2 separate regions of the Homo sapiens genome follow, and region 2 is linked to region 1. A link is an interaction called in ENCODE POLR2A ChIA-PET data of the cell type or tissue named here. Cell type or tissue: PC-9. All regions are shown on one strand. Links, peaks and the distances in the headings refer to the core of each region. The heading gives the core; the rest is flanking DNA. Region 1 overlaps BCAR3 (BCAR3 adaptor protein, NSP family member). Region 2 holds the start of LOC102723480 (a long non-coding RNA gene).

Region 1 (8,329 bases), core at 139-8,138:
CTGTTCAACAGGATGGAACAGCCCAGAGGAGGCATCCTAGGACTCAGCTGCTGCATTGGTCATGGGGACAGGGGGATGGAGTACACAACACAGTCATATATTAATCGTCCCATCAGTAATTTGTTTCTCCAGCGGTCATTCCTTTACTTTTAGGGTATGCTGTAGCACTCTCGTTCTGAGCAGTTTTCTTTTTTTTTGTTTTTGTTTAAGTTCCCATGGCATTGCCTAAAAGTTTTATTTTACACGTTAGTAACACATTTCCATCCTATGTGTCTTTTACTTCAGAAACAAAGAAAAGAGTGGTAGCCAGCCCGCCTGCCTGGATCACATGCAGGACAGAAGAGCCTTGTCCCTCAAAGCCCACCAGTCAGAGAGCTACCTGCCGATTGGTATGTTTCGGGGAATTTTCAGGGAGAACGTCAGTGTTACCCTGGTTTCCTTCAGGCTGTTACCCTGCCCCATCTAGTTGTCTCATTCGAAAACGACACAAGGCCTCAGGCCTGCAGCCTGGAGGGGAATGGGTTTGCAGAATTATATCCGGCGGCGAAGCACTGAGCTAGACACCGTATGCCAGCTTTTAGGCCTCGTAGCAAGCCTTCAGGGTAGGCATGATTATTGCCATTTCACAGCTGAGGAAACTGAGGCACAGATAGGTTAAGTAACTTGTCCAGAATCACCCAGCATTTGAACCCAGGTTTTCTGATTCAAGCCCATTTAAAAACTGGTAGTCTTCATGACAAATGAGCCTACTCCCTTTTCCCGGGTGGGCGGGTGGATCCTGGGGCTTTTGGCAGAACAGCTGTCCAGGCCAACTCCCCTTCCTCTCCATTCTGCTTCCAAGGCTGGAAGAGTGATAAGGTATGGGGTATGGGGAGACCTACTAAGCAGTTACATTAGTAAGACAGGGGGTTGTTTTCATTATTTTCATAACTGACTTTCCCTGGGACCACAAAGGGATTTTCCTAATGCCCCTGCGTAAACTACCTCCATGTAGGTTACCCCAGTGTCTCTTTTCCCTTCCCTGTCTCCAGCTCTCCTTTGGAAGCTGGCTGGGATCCACCCTTTGAGAGTGGCATTTTAGGTGGCTAACGACTTCTGTTTCTTAGGGCAAGATTACATTATTCATGCCCTCCTCGCTCATATATTTTATCATTCTGACTGTCCCAGCCTTCTATGACCATACAACATTTGTAGCCCAGGTGTCAGCAGTCCCCGGGATTTCTATTTGCACCCAGGAGTGTGGGATGGGGCAAGCCCAGCCCAGCCCTCACGATGCTGTAGACTCCCTGAGATTGGGCGTGGGACAGTCACACTGAATTTTCTTTTGGAAATGAAAATGAAAATTGAAGCCCAAGGGCATGAATGGAGGGCTGGGGAGCTGCCACTCTGGTTTTGTTTGTTTTATATTCTCCACACAGATGAGCTTTCTCTGACCTTTTCTTATCCCCCACAGGCTGCAAGCTGCCACCTCAGTCCTCGGGTGTGGACACAAGCCCCTGCCCAAACTCACCTGTGTTCAGGACGGGAAGCGAGCCTGCCCTGAGCCCAGCAGTGGTTCGGAGGGTCTCCTCAGACGCCAGGGCTGGGGAGGCGCTGAGGGGATCAGACAGTCAACTGTGCCCTAAGCCCCCGCCTAAGCCCTGCAAGGTGCCGTTCCTCAAGGTTCCCTCGTCTCCCTCTGCCTGGCTCAACTCAGAGGCCAACTACTGTGAACTGAACCCAGCGTTTGCCACAGGCTGCGGCAGGGGAGCAAAGCTACCCTCATGTGCCCAGGGAAGCCACACAGAACTGCTCACAGCCAAGCAGAATGAGGCGCCAGGTCCCCGGAACTCTGGCGTCAACTACTTGATCCTTGATGATGATGACAGGGAAAGACCTTGGGAACCTGCGGCAGCTCAGATGGAGAAGGGGCAGTGGGACAAGGGCGAGTTTGTGACGCCCCTCCTGGAGACTGTCTCCTCCTTCAGGCCCAACGAGTTTGAGTCAAAGTTCCTTCCCCCTGAGAATAAGCCCCTGGAAACAGCAATGTTGAAACGTGCAAAAGAACTGTTCACCAACAACGACCCCAAGGTCATCGCCCAGCACGTACTGAGCATGGACTGCAGGGTAAGCGCTGGGGGTCCTGGTGCTCCTCTGGCTTTTCAAGGTTTGGTAAGAGCTAGGGGTCCCGGTGCTCCTCTGGCTTTTGTAGGTTTGGAAGGAGGGGATCCATCTGGCCTCACTCTGCCTCACCCATTAAATGCTTTGCCCATAGGAAAGTCTGAAGATAACACCAGCATGGGAATTTATTTAAGGGGTGGGAACCACAAGCTGGGACAACCTTTGCCCAAGCAGGAAGCTTATAAAATTCATCTCAGACAGAGGGATGGCAGGCTGCTGCCGGGGGTGGGGGCCGCCCTCTTCTCCCACCCACCCCTGCTGGCATCAGCAGCTGCAACAGAATCCTCCTCACACCTGGTGCTTATTTATAAACTACCCCCTTGCCTCAGCTCCATCAGAATTGGTAAAGCCAAAGCTACAGGAGAGTAGATTGTAGATGAAAATGTAGTTTCTGGAGTAGCAGACCTTGGTTATTTTTATTACATTATACTTATGCATTACATATTTATTTTATTACTAAAATGATCTTTAGTATAAACATCTTTAAAGCTACCTTGATTTTTAAAATAATCCTTCCTCAATTTAGAAAAATTCTAAAATGGCGGAGCATGTTGGCTCAAGCCTGTAATCCCAGCACTTGGGGAGGCCTAGGCGGTGGATCACCTGAGGTCAGGAGTTCAAGACCAGCCTGAGGCATGGAGAAACCCCGTCTCTACTAAAAATACAAAATTAGCTGGGCTTGATGGTACACGCCTGTAATCCCAGCTACTCTGGAAGCTGAGGCAGGAGAATTGCTTGAACCTGGGAGGCGGAGGTTGTGGTGAGCTGAGATTGCACCATCACACTCCAGCGTGGACAACAAGAGCACAACTCTGTCTCAAAAAAAAAAAAAAAATTCTAAAATACAGATTAAAAGATAAAACCACACAAATCCAGTTTCCTGGAGATCACCATTGTCAGCATTTGGTTTACGCAAAAACATTATTATTTTCTCTGTAAATGGATACATGTAAATAATTGCATGTGTAATATCTGTTTGCCACAGGTCTGTACACACTATTCCAAACCCTGAACCTTTCATTGACAAACATGACTGTCTTTCCATGTGATTAAATATTTACATTGTCACCTTTTTTTTTTTTTCTGAGACAGGGTCTCACTCTGTCACCCAGGCTGGAATGCAGAGGTGCGTTCACAGCTCATGGCAGCCTTTGCCTCCCAGGCTCAAGTGATCCTCCCACCTCAGCCTCCTGAGTAGCTGGGACCACAGGCGCATGCCACCACACCTGGCTAACTCTTTGTATTTTTTGTAGAGATAGGGTTTTGCCATGTTGCTCAGGCTGGTCTTGAACTCCTGAGCTCAAGTGATCTGCCTGCCTTGGCCTCTCAAAGTGCTGGGATCACAGGTGTGAGTCACCGCACCCGGCCCATCACCATTTTTTTGTAGGAAACGTTTATTTTAGATGTAAGTGACTTTTGTTCATAGGTGGTCCCAAAGCAACCTCATCCTTAAGAGAGATTAAGTCACTTTTTCAGATCCGTCGGGATTCGTTTTAGGACCTTCAGTGGCTAGCAAAATCCACAGAAGCTTGCATTCCTTATATAAAATGGAATAGTATTTGCATATAACCTATGCAATCCTCCTGTAGATTTTAAATCATCTCTAGATTACTTACAACACCTAATACAACGTATATGCTTTGTAAATAGCTATTATACTGCATTATTTAGGGAATAATGGCAAGGAAAAAAGTCTACATGTTTCATACCAATGCAGCTTTTTTTTTTTTTTTCCTGAATATTTTTGATCCTTGGTTGGTTGAATCTACTGTTGCAGAAGCCACGGATAAGGAGGGCTGACTGTATTCTAGACACCAGATGTTGTCTCAGGCGATGGTGGGCTCGGTCCATCTTTTCAATATAAAGAGGCTGGTTCCTGGGCATTTGAAGCCCTTTTTTATTTGTAGCTCAGTGAAGTCAATTAGCTTCAGACGTCAGGGCTTATTTAGGAACTGGGTTTTCCTTCCTATGTGTTGAATCATGGCAAGAAGTCCAGTCTCAGAACACTCCTGCAGGGAGTGCCAAAGTTGATGGAGGGCTCCCCAAAACAGGCTTGAGGAACTTTAGGCAGCTGCTGACCATCCTGGAGTAAACAAGACCCTTGCTGACAACAGAACTTGAGGGATGACTCAGAAACCAGAGTAACTCATTGCCCAGGCCTGGGAGGTGGGGCTGAGGGTGGACTTCTGCTGAGCAGGCCTTGAGAAGAGAGCCAGGGCTGCACTGGAAGAACAAGGGCCTGCTGTACTTTTGGCCAGATGGCCTCGGGCAGTGCTCACAGGTAGTCACGCAATTTGCGAAGTTATCCGGACCTCACTTTAAAGCGAGCTTAACCTGTTTGGGAGGTAGGAGGATTGAGGATTTCTGTTCTAGTCAGTCAGGCACATTGGGCCCTGAATCTGAGAGCAGAACCATGTCAGTGGGCCAGGAGGGAGACTCTGGCCTGGTATGAACCTGCGTGGGTTCTCCATAGAGGAAGCTCCTCGTAGAAACAGGCCTGGGTTTACAGAGCAGCCCGATTCCCAGGGGAATGAATCCTTCCTGTGGCCCTGGGCAGGGCTTAATGATCCTCTAGGTGGAGGAGAGATGCCTGCCTGCCCGCCCTTGGCAGGAGGCCTGGGACCTGCCCACTACCTTTGGTAGCCATGAAACTAGACCCCAAGGATGTTCCCAACTGAAGAATGCAGTCTCCCTGGCTTGCTGTGGTGCATTTTGTCCTCCTAGTGGGGCCTCACTCTCATGTCTGCCTGCAGGCACCCCTGGACAAGGGGCTGGATGGGGTCCCCAGGCAGCGAGCAGGAGCTAGCCTGGACTCTGCCCACCCAGCCCCAGGGCAGGGCTATGTTGAAACTTCCTTCTTCCCTGTCTCTGGAGTCTACCACCATTTCCATGTTATCTTCCTGGAACCACTGACTTCCAAGCGGGCACAATCAGCATCTCTAAGAGGGAAATACAACAAGACCTGTTGTTTCCTATCCCAAGTGCAGTGGCAGCCCAGACAGGGCCACCCAGAAGCTGAGAGCAGGCTCTGGCTAGCATCTGGGCCCCGCGTGCTTGTTCCCAGCCATGTGGGCAGATGCCCAGATAGGCCATCAGGACAGTGGGTGGTCCTAAGAGCCCTCCAGGCTCCCTGTCCTGCTGTGTCCATGCCCCCACCCCCCAAGGGCCTAGTTAGGAGCCACTGAGCCCCTCCCACCGTGCGCAAGGTCTTTGCCTATAGCTAGAAGTGAGGACCAGTAGTGAAGCACTTGGCCCGACTGAGCCTGAATCCTGCCTCTGCCACATCAGCTGAACAGCCTCCCCTTCTGTGCCTGTCTGTAAGGAATACAGCTACCCAGGTGGTCAGCGAGGACTAAATGAGATAATAATATATTAAAAGCCCAGGGCACCTTGCCTAGCCCACAGTGAGCACTAAGTGTTTATCCGTGTTATATATTCAGCTTTGACTGAGCGCCTACTGTGCCAGGGCAGCTTGTGGTCTCTGCTCTTGGAGCACCTGCTATCAGGTGGGGGTGGGCTGGGGAGGGACAGTGATGCAGGAACTTGGGCCACAACCCAGGTGGGAAACGCCCTGCAGGGGAAGGCACAGGAGCTGTGGGGCCTCTGGGCAGGGCCTTGAACAGGGAGTTGGGTGTGGAGATGGGGCAGAGATGTCCAAGATGAGTTTGGAAGGCTGCATCTTTGGCCCGATGAACACCAAAAGCATCTTGCAGACGGCAGGCAACGCACATGCACAGACACTTAGTTGTCAAAACCCATGGAGAGAGGGGTTGGTTTACAGCAGATTCATTCTGTGTGGGTGGAAGAAGATGGGGTTAGGGGTGGGGTGTGGGAGGGCTTCATACGTCTTTTCTAAGTCTCTACTTCTGGGCTCATACCAGTTTCTTGCCTTCAAGGCACTTTACAGTTGAGTTGGGTGCAGATCTGATCCTCTGTGCCAAGGGGAACAGAACCAGTGAGTGGAGCCAGGCAATCTCATGGCATTTTAGAAAGGCCCTTGCGGCTGGGAGGAGGGCTGGGCCGGGACCCCATCAGGGCTCTCCTGGGTCCGTGCAGCAGCCTCCAAGGCAGTGGAAGAAGGAGCAGAGGGTGGAGTCCAGAGATGCAGCAGAGCAGACCAGCTAAGATTTGGAGGGCAGAAGGAAGCCTCATCGGGGGTGCTTCTGCCACCCTGCCCTGTGGAGTCGGCTCACAGTAAATGCTCTAGACATGTTTGTCCTTCCTTTGTGTCAGTGAGCTGCATAACCTTGGGCATTTGTCAGGGAACCTAATGCAGGCCCTGCGGTGTGAGCTTGGGATCCCCTCAGCCCTCAGGCAAGCAGGCGTGGCTCCAGGGAAGTGACCCAGGCATGGCATATATGTGCCGACGAAATGCAGACTGGAGAGCAGGGGCCGCCGCCCATCTGCCAGGTTTTCCAGAGCAAACCTGAATCAATCACAGGCCTTTTAATCTCGCCACCCAGAGCGTGGGGGACACCCCTCAGAAGTACAGGGTTTGGGACCTCTGACAGAGGGCAGCTGTCTAAATATGCGAGGAAGCGTGCATGGCGTGCGTCTGGGCTGCCTTGCCAAGGTCAAGTTGTAAATCTCTTTCCCAAGATCTGGCCAGAATTCTTCCCCTTTCCACATGGCTGATGATTCAAAACTTGTATTTTCAGGTAGCTTTTAGGGGTTCTAAAGTTATCTGAATCCTTTGCAAAGTCCTTGAGAAAGGTGAACTTAGCAGTTATGTTAGAAAAGGGGAAACTGAGGCCCAGAGAGCACAGGTAGGAGCACAGTAGGAATTCTGCATCCTGTCGTGGCGTCTACCACTAGAGAGCTCATCCACAGGGTCATCCCCTCAGGGTTGACAGTAGTTCAGCCACAGAAGTTACAGGGTAGGGTTAGTAATACCACCTAAACATCCAGATGTGTTTTGATAGCCTGGGGTAATTAAGGTTGAGGACAAGTGTACCAGATCAAGGAGAGGAACCGTCCCATGCCTGCCGTGTGTTCAGGTGGCTAGACTTGTTGTTGCATCTGTTAGTTCCACTCTTAGTACATCATTGTGCTGTGAGGTGTCATTAGCCGCCGTTTAATTTTTCTTTTGTTTTTAGAGACAGTGTCTTGCTCTCACCCCGGCTTAAGTACAGTGACATGATCATAGCTGACTGCAACCTCAAACTCCTGTACTCAAGTGATCCTCCTGTCTTAGTGTCCCAAGAAGCTAGGACTGCAGGCACACACCACCATGCCTGGCTAATTTTTAATTTTTTTGTAAAGATGGGGTCTCGCTATGTTGCTCAGCTGGTCTCAAACTCCTGTCCTCAAGCAGTCCCCCCACCTTGGCCTCCCAAAGCACTGGGATTAGAGGCATAAGCCACCTTGCCTGGCCTATTGGCCCCATTTTAGAGACACACTGGCTCAGTTGTAACACTTCTCCATGACATTGTAATAACTAATACCTGATTCTAATAAACTGAGATTACATACTAGAATTGAGATGGGTTGAGAGCTGTCTGGGACAAAGATTTTAAGAAAAGCCTCTCAGGAGAAAGAAGAGTGTTTGAGAGCTCAGGTTTCCAATCACTGTACACATTTTTAATAGTTTCCAGACGTATAGAGCATTTACTGAGCCCAGGAGAAGCGTAATTAAGGGTAATAGCAGCCAGCTGTGGCTGTTAAGTGAGAACATGAATGGCAAAGCCCACAGCGGAGAGGCTCTTGGATGAGATTCTGCTCTTCCACTGCAGGGGATCGGTCAGCTCCGAACACATGCAGCCTTGCTGTTGGCAGCAAAACGTCGCAGCAGGATCCGGCCGGTGTCAGACAAAAGCTCAGAGAACTAAACTGTTCTCTGGCTGGGCAGAAACACTTAACAAATCTGTAGATCTGCAGAGCAGTGTCAGCATCTCCCACCAGTCTTTCTTTTCCCCCTAAGTTTTATACTGTACTATGTGTATTTAAACACCCTAAACATCATATAAGAACAGCATTGTCAGCAGCTGCTTATAAAGAAATGTAACTCATAAAGTGTCCACGCCATCGTAGTTCAGTGTGTTTCTTCTCATATGCTGAATTCATGATCAGGCAAGCCCACTTCCTGATCCAGTGTATTTCAACTTTGGCTCTTGACAGGTTGCTAGGATACTTGGAGTCTCTGAAGAGATGAGGAGGAACATGGGGGTGA
Region 2 (8,329 bases), core at 210-8,209, 110 kb before region 1:
CCTGCTCTGGCATCTCAGGATGCCTGAGGTGGGCAGGTAAGTGGGCTACGCCCTCCCTCCCAGCTGGACTATCCCCTCACAACTGGGTTACACAAATAGGAACAGCCTAAGCCCTTAGGGTTTAGGGTAGTCTGAAAACATGGCATTTTATGATTCCATCTCTCCCCCTTTTAAACTCACATGCACATCCCTGCCAGAATATCTGGACCACCTGTTTAGATGTGAATGGTCTGAAGCCAAGTTTCTGGTAGCTTTGCCAATAGCCAGGAGAGGCCACTCCCTTTGAGGGGCAGAGCTCGAGGTGCGCTGTACCTGGGTGGTCCTGCTGCTTCACTGTGAGAGGCTAAGGGAGGAGAGGAGGGCTGGCTTCAGACACATTTGTGGGTGCACGGAGACGCCAGCTCCCAGTCACTGAGTATCAATCAGGGCTGGAGGAGGCTGTAACACCTTAAAACAGTCTTCAAACTTTCTCTCCACAGCTAATAGCTGGATTTACCATATAATCTGGTAAGTGGAAAGTAACACAGGAACACGCTTGAGAAGTGCCAACCCAGAGCCAAAAGAGAAGTTGCTGGGGACACGATGCCTGGGCAAGGGATGGGAGTTGGTTAGATAGAGAATGAAAGAAACTGTAGGAGCAATGGCTTGGAGGCACCAAATAAAGGGTGAGTTCAGGGGAAGCATCCTGAGGAATTTGAATTTCCACTTATGGGTGGCAAGAAGCTCTTGAAGGGCTTTAAGTGGTAGAGGGATGGATCAAGCTTGCCTTTCAGAAACATCACTCTGGGGCCTGCATGGAAGACAGAATGGAGAAGGGCAGGATGGGAGGGAGGGAGACCAGCTGGGAAGCAATGGAGAGTCCAGGCGAGAGAGGAAGGGACCCTGGGCCAGAGTGGTGGTGGGGGAAGGAGAGGAGGGCATGACTTTGAGGATTCCTTAGGGATAAAGTCCCCAGGCCTTGGTGAGAGATTGGCTGTGTGTTATTTGTGTGCGGGTAGAAATGGAGAGAGACTGGGACCCAGGGTGGTTCCCAGGGTTCCAGCTTGGGCAATAGCTGGATGGAGATGCCATCCTAATATGTGGGAATTCAAGAGAAGAGGAAGCTGGCTGTGGAGTGTGCAAATTTTAAACCGTCTGTCCCATAATCAACATTTAGCAAACCATTTGGATGTGAAAACTAAGCTAAAGAGGCAGAGCTGGGCACAGTGGCTCATGCCTGTAATTCCAACTACTCGGGAGGCTGAGGCTGCTTGAGCATGGGAGGTCAAGGCTACAATGAGCTTTGATTTTGCCACTGCACTCCAGCCTGGGCGACAAAGCAAGATCCTGTCTCAAGAAAAAAAAAAAAAGAGAGAAGCAGTAGCAGGTTGCATTATACTGTGGAAGTATGTGTGATAACCAGGCAGAGTAGACCAAGTGCAGGACCTGGATATGCCCATTTTCAAGGTGGTTGGGGAAAGAGGACACACAGAAAGACAGGCTGGAAACTGTCAGAGAGGTAGCAAAAGAGTCAGGAGAAAACGGTGTCTCAGAGGTCACAAGAGCTGAAAGATTCACAAAAGAGGAAGCAGTCAACAATGTCAAATATAGCAGAAAAGCCAAGTAACACAAGTTCTGAATCCTGTCCACAGGATCATACACTGAAGAAGTCATTATCAACCTCAGGGAGCGCAATTTCAGAGGAGGGGCTGAGGCAGGCCTGACTGCAGAGAATTACAGAGCCTTCAGTGAAAGGAAGACAGGAGATTGGATAAAGATGGTAGATAGGGGCATAAAATTGAGCAAGCTGTTCAGGGCAAGGGAAACTTGAGCAGCTTAACTGGCTGAGCTGGAACAGCCAGCTGAGAGGGAGGCATTAAAGATAGAGAGAAAGAGGGTGATGATAGAGTGGGATGGGAATGGGATGGATGGCAGCAAGAACATACTGGGTGGGTTTCTACTGAACCACAGGAGTGAGACAGTGAAGAGACAGGTGGAGAGGTTGACAGTGATGTCAGTTCCATTGTAGGGGGAAAAGGAGTGGGAGTTGGAGCCTGATGGCCTCATGGGCTCTAATTCTAGATGAAGTTGAGCTTACCCTAGATTTGTGATGGGGTGGGCCTGCAGGGTTGTGGGGTTTCTCTGAAGATTTCAGAGAAGATGGAATGAATTAATCTGAGCGTTCCTGAGTAAGTACAACAGAAGGATATGGGTCCAGACTGACAACAAACTGGCTCATGTGATTAACCATGGGTGGGCAGGGAAGGAAGAAGGAAGCCCAGGAGGGGCCTGATAGACCAGAATGATGTCGATGCATGACAGGATTATGCTCAAGGGCCAGGTGCCAGGGAACAGGAATGTGGGAGGGCGAGGGGAATGTGGGCAGAAAGAGGCTATTGGCCTGACGATGTCAGGGGAGGAGCAGTCCCAGGGAATAACAAGGCCCAGGTGGGCCAGAGTGTAGGCTGAGGTGGAGCACAGGTGAAGGTGATCAGAGTTGGGAGGTCATTTTACTTTGAGGCTGGAGCATTGGAGGTGCTGTCACAGGACAGGAGTGGGTGGCTTTGAGGACCCCAGCCATTTCCAGGGTGAATTAGGAACAGTGTTTGGTGGATTACAACAGGAGGAGTGTGGTTTGGGGTCTCCCAAATGTGTTTGATCATAAGGACACATGGGCTCTTGTTAAACATTGGCTGCCAGGTCTCACTTGGATCTCTCCAATTCAGACCTCTGGGACAGGAGCCAGGGGATGTGCATGATTCTGATGATCAGGTGACTTTAATGATCAGGAAAGTTGGAGAAGGTTGATATTAAGAAGGCATAGGCCTCCAAGTATGGAGAAGGGGACTATAGAGAAGAATGGATGAGAGGTTTGGAAAAGAAAGGGGTAGGGAGAAGAAAGAGGAAGGGACCAGGAGAGCCATGGAGAGTGGAGTGGAGGAGAGAATTCATGCCCAGAGGACTCACATTTTGGATGCTGAGAAAGAATGATGTGATGTGAAGCACTCTGGAGTCATGACTGGGCTCAGTCACAGTAGCCGGGATCCCACGGTGGCTGGGAGGGCGTCAGTCCCTGGAAAGTCTCCTCTTTTTGTCCCTTGATGATTCATGCAGGGCATTTCAGGATCCCGGAGCTGGCACCAGATTGACATGGAAGTGGAGTTGCCAGCCAACAGTGTGATGTGATTTCCACGTGCCAGGGGAGCTCCCCACCCTGTGCTCTGTGAGCATCCCTTACCGGAAGTTCCACCAGGAGCTGGGCAAGGCTGAAGCTACCAGGTGTGGAGGGAATGACGTGGGCTTTAGAATCCTGGTCAGATCTGTATTCTCATCCTCTGATACTTTTTAGACATGCAACCTTGGGCAACTTAGCCTCTCTTTGCACCTCAATCTCCTCATCTATAAAATAGGGATAATAATACCTGCCTCAAAGAGCTGTCGTGAGGATTAAGTGGGCAAAGCACACAGAGTGCCAAGAGTAGGTGCTCAGGGGCTCAAGCAAGAGGCAGAGCCTTGGTGGTGGAGACCACTATCAGCTCCACTCCACACTGAGAGCCCAGAGCAGATGGGAGATGGACAGTGGGATAGGAGCACAAGAGGTGAGCGTCCCTGGAGCTACTTTCGAGTTTCTGCCCCCTACTAGTCACCAAAATCACAGCAGTCCGTGTTTACAGAGGCATCTTACCTGTCCTCTATTTTTACTGTGTTACCAAGGTGGTAACAGTATAATATTATTTTTGTATAAAGTGTTTTAAAGGACCACCTGATCTGTTGTCCCCAGCACCTTGCACTTTGGGGGACGCTATGTGTTCATCATCAATATATTCTGAAATAAGAAACAGAAACCAGAAATTTAATCATCCAGTACCCAGTCCACAAGAAAGGCCAATGACTCACTTCAGAATATGCGAGGATTGTTCACTCATTTCCTTCCATGTGGCGTGTTTGTCACTGCCTGGTCATGCTGTGAGGAAGAGCTGCTCTCACCTTCATGTTCATGAACCTGAGACAGACGAGGTCACATGGAGATCACTCAAGGGGTTCTTTCTTCCTGGAAATGCTGACAACTGAGAAGTTTGCCTCTCACAGCTGTATGAAAGGTTTTGTGAGGAAGAGGTTAGGGCAGCACCAGGGGTTAGCCCCCCAAAGTGCTATTCCCTAAGCCTAGTACAGGAAAAAGAAATTTCCCCTGTACTGGGTAGAAGGATGACTGCTGGCTTGCTCCCTTGCAGGAGGGTTGTTGAGTTGGAGCAGTGCCTCTCACACAGGTCACTGGGAGGCTTGTTAAAATGTGGGTTCTGAGTCAGTGCCTTAGGGTGGGGCTGAGATTCGGCATTTATGGCAAACCCCGGGCACTGGAGAGGCAGCTGCTCCACAGCCCCAGGACGGCGCTAGGACACACCTGTGAACCTTCAATGTGGGTTCCTGCCATGGGGAAAATTCAAGTGTATGTAGAGGCTTGACTGTGGTTCCTGACCTGCTTGAGACCCCCACACACTCTGACCCTATGTCTGAAACTCTGTTCAAAAGTCCAAATCTCAAATATCTATGGAATGCCTAGCAAGTGCCAGGCACTGGGCTAAGTTTACCTAACCCAGCTTGCTTGCTTCTCTTAAGATTCACTGTGCCATTCCACACCACGCTCAAGCAATCAACCCCAAACTCTCCCACTCACTCTGAGGAACAAGGGTTCACACTGGGAGATGAAGTGGGCAGTGGAGTCAGGGAGGCCAGTTTAGGGAGCTCCACATCCCAGCTCTGTGAACTTGGCTGGTTACTCTGCCTTTTTGTGCTTTCATTTTCTCGTCTATAAAAAGGGCTTAATAACCCCCACCTCTCTAGGTTGCTGAAAGGATTAACTCAGATGATGCACACAAAGTTCTTAGCCCTGGGCTGGTAAGCATAGCTTTTATGATTCATATTTAGTTTGTGTTTCCCCCATCAGAACCTTTGGTGCTCTCTCCCTCTTTGCAGACACCTAGGCCAATTCTTGTGTGTCTCCTTATGCTTGACTGTGTTACTATCTGGAAATTATTCTTACCATTTGGAAACCTCAGTACTGTCGACAGCACCATTAAAAGCAGTTCCAAATGGTTACCACACAAGAGGAGGCAAAAGCAGTGCCCCACAGCAGCTGTGTGTGCACTGGGGAGGGGGGTTCCTGTGAGGAAGGAACCAGAGAGGAAAGGGCCAAACTGACAGCCTCTTGCAGCCCTCCAGCTTGCTGTGCCAGCTGCTCTTGCACTGGATGCCGAGCTGTGCGGCGAGCACTTCATTCCTAATGATGCAGTGTCAGTTATAAATCACTTATTTAAAAATCAAACTGGCCAACCCTAGATTGTCTTTATCATAGCACCACTTTCACTCACTTGCATTCCAAAGGAATTTTAGAAACATTATTTAACTTTTCATCATGGCATTTTTCAACCATATGCAAAAGTAGAGAGAATAGTGTAACCAAGTCCAGCTTTAAGAGTTGTCCACATTTTAGCAGCAAAAGGTCTCTTGAGTGAAAGAGAATGGTGTGGGATCGTACACCCCTGCCACTCACGTGGGAGTGAATTGTACATATTCATGTCTTATTAGAAAAAAGGCTGAGAACTCTTGGTCTTTCCTGTCCATTTCCATTTGCATTTTTTTTTTCCTGGAAAATGGGATAATGACCCTTACTTTGCAGGGATTGACTGAGCCTGAAAAATGGGCTGCTGGTCAGAGCCTCACAGATGCACATTCCTTCCTGGGCTCTGCCTGCCCCTTCTGCTCCTGGGTGGAAAATGAGGAAGGAACAGGCACAAGCAGGAGGCTGCTGAGCTGGGAGCAAGGACCAAGGCTCTAATCTGGCCCCTCCCACCACCCACTGGCAACCACCTGCCTGCCAAGGCCGCCTGTCTCTTGCAGGGTGGATTGTGTCCTGCTTTGTAGAATGATAACTCCTGTAAAAATAAGCACCTTAAACAGCCGAGAGAAAGGGACAGTAATCTGACCCCAGGCTGTGTGTACCCCACAGGGAAGGGGTGTGTCTGTCATACTTGCCCCTGCTTCGATTTAGCTCTGAAGTGCAGGGGAGACCATTTTTCCCACTCAGCAACAGCAGCCTGTGAAGTAATGGGAGGCTGTTCCCCAGTGGGACCATTACCACTATCATTTCTATAATGCTTTCCTTCTGAGAGGCTGAAGTCACCACTTCCCAACCCTGATAGCCCCACACTGGCTCAGGCAGTGGGTGTTGTGGAAAGAGGATGGGATGTGGAATTAGAATGTCTCACCTTCAGTCCTGGCTCTGCTATGTAATTTGCTCAGTGGCCTTGGGCAATCCCTGAGGCTCCATATTCTCCTCCTGAGTATAGTGATATTTTACCCCAGAATGACTCTAAAACTCATACACATATTATTCATCTTAATGGTTTAATTGGACTCGGTTTAGGCAAAACTGTGAAACAGAAGTGTTAATTTAGCATTTTCTACTTTTTCAGTCAGATTCCCCCTTTTTCCCAAGTTCCCCCTTTCCACTCACCCTTGAAGCACCCAATAATGTCAGGCAGCCAGTCAAGAAAATGGCCTAGAAAACGAATATACATTAAAGGCCTAGTAGTTTAATCTCGATAGTCAAAATAGTCTACATTTATCAAGTGCTCACTAAGTGCCTGGCACTAAACATATTTTTTGTAATTTTCACAACAGCATCATGAGGTATGTAACTATTATCCTCATCTTACATATGGGGAAACTGATCTAGAATTCAGACAGTTGCTAGGAATTGCACAGCTAACTTGCAAAATCTGGGATTCAAATGCAGATGTGTCTGATTCTAAAAGCAGTGCTATTTGTTTATTTAGTCTTTTTGAGGCACTGAACCCTAGTGATTAAGAGCACAAAGTCTGAACTAGATGGCCTGGGTTCAGAGCTCAGCTCCTTTACATATTGCTATATGACCTGGGCAAGGACCATGTCCTCATCTGTAAAAGGGGAAAAGAACAGTGCCACCTTATAAGATTATTGTCAAAATCAAATGAGTTAATGTATGTAGGGTTCTTAGAACAGTACCAGGCACATAGTAAGCACTGTGTAAATTATAAAACAAAATAAAAGTAATTAGTGATAATCAGAAAAAAGTCAGTTTAGAATAACATGAAAGAAAAGGAGCATCCCTTTGTGCTCACCAGTCAGCTTCACTTCTCGGTTTGATGGGAGGAAATTCTTCAAGACATTTGTACATAATCCCACACAAATGCACACAATTACAGAAGTCTGTTATTTTCACATGAAAAGGGCAACTTGTATTTTTCACCTAACGTTTCACAGCTGCCTATCGGTACCTATGGAATTACCTCATTCTTATCAGCTGCAGAGTGCATGCCAGGTATAGATGTGCTATAATTAAATAATTCCTCTACAGATTATCTGTAAATGATGCTGCCATGAGCATTTTAGGATGTTTATCTTAGTATGTACAGGAAAGTGAACCCCTGGAAGGCTGACTTTGCTCTCAGAGACTGAGTTGGTACATCCAAGCAAGTCAGGTTTTTCTGTCAGTCTGGCTCCTTCTGTATAGGGGAGTTGGTGAAGCATAAATGCTTTCTGTTCCCTGCATTTCCCTCAACCATCTGCATTCCTCCTGCGCTAGAACAAGGCAGCACAGCTCATCATCACCACCCACCCCCAACCCCAGGGTAGCCTGAAGCATCTAAACTGAGCCCTTTCCGGTCATAACTCAAGAAGGCAGTCAGGTGGCCATCGCCACTAGGTTTTACATACATTTGTTTCCTCTCTCTTCATTTCCATAATCAAGCTCCCTGCCCCCCTACAACTCCTCCCTCTTCTTTATTTTTATGGGCATCACCAGCATCAACAGTCTGTCCCCAGCACTTTTTTTTTTTTTTTGAGATGTAGTTTTGCTCTTGTTTGCTAGGCTAGAGTGCAATGGTGCGATCTCGGCTCACTGCTACCTCCGTCTCCCAGGTTCAGGTGATTCTCCTGCCTTAGCCTCCTGAGTAGCTGGGACTACAGACGCGTGCCACCACACCCGGCTAATTTTTATATTTTTTTTAGTATATGTGCTGCCAAAGTGAGCACTAATTTTTGTATTTTTAGTAGAGGCAGATTTCACCATGTTGGCCAGGCTGGTCTCGAACCTCTGACCTCAGGTGATCCACTGGCCTCAACCTCCCAAAGTGCTGGGATTACAGGCATGAGCCACCACGCCCAGCCCCCAGCACTTTTAATCTCTCCCTTCTCTGCGTTCCCACAGCACTGGGAGCTCTGCTGCAGCTCATCCTTCTCTCACTCCAGATCCATGCCATGTTCCCTGCTAGGATGAAAGTCCTGGTAATGTGATCACTTTCATACCTCC

What was found. Peaks named below come from ENCODE experiments on the same cell type or tissue, not always from the same donor. Only the 100,000 strongest peaks of a DNase experiment are listed, where the experiment ranks them.
Region 2: POLR2A ChIA-PET joins it to region 1 with 10 read pairs; 2 of 35 experiments call an interaction of 5 or more read pairs at or near these places.

The regions. Positions count from the first base shown.
Region 1 is chr1:93,576,078-93,584,406 of GRCh38, reverse strand. It overlaps BCAR3 (BCAR3 adaptor protein, NSP family member), which reads left to right. Exons shown (of 12, transcript NM_003567.4): 6 at 286-389; 7 at 1,454-2,106; 8 at 8,278-8,329. Among named protein-coding and RNA genes, the nearest start is that of BCAR3-AS1, 12 kb to the left of the region's middle. In PC-9, for the core only: no CTCF peak of the experiment used is centred there; DNase peaks (open chromatin) are centred at 4,346 and 4,796; H3K27ac peaks cover 6,049 bases.
Region 2 is chr1:93,689,063-93,697,391 of GRCh38, reverse strand. LOC102723480 (a long non-coding RNA gene) reads right to left here and starts at 4,241. Exons shown (of 4, transcript XR_947602.3): 1 at 3,877-4,241; 2 at 3,218-3,378; 3 at 2,947-3,113. It also overlaps a transcript of BCAR3 not described here. RefSeq lists enhancers at 4,015-4,184, 3,194-4,393. In PC-9, for the core only: no CTCF peak of the experiment used is centred there; DNase peaks (open chromatin) are centred at 2,321, 3,111, 3,921, 4,281 and 2 weaker places; H3K4me3 peaks cover 4,147 bases; H3K27ac peaks cover 6,143 bases.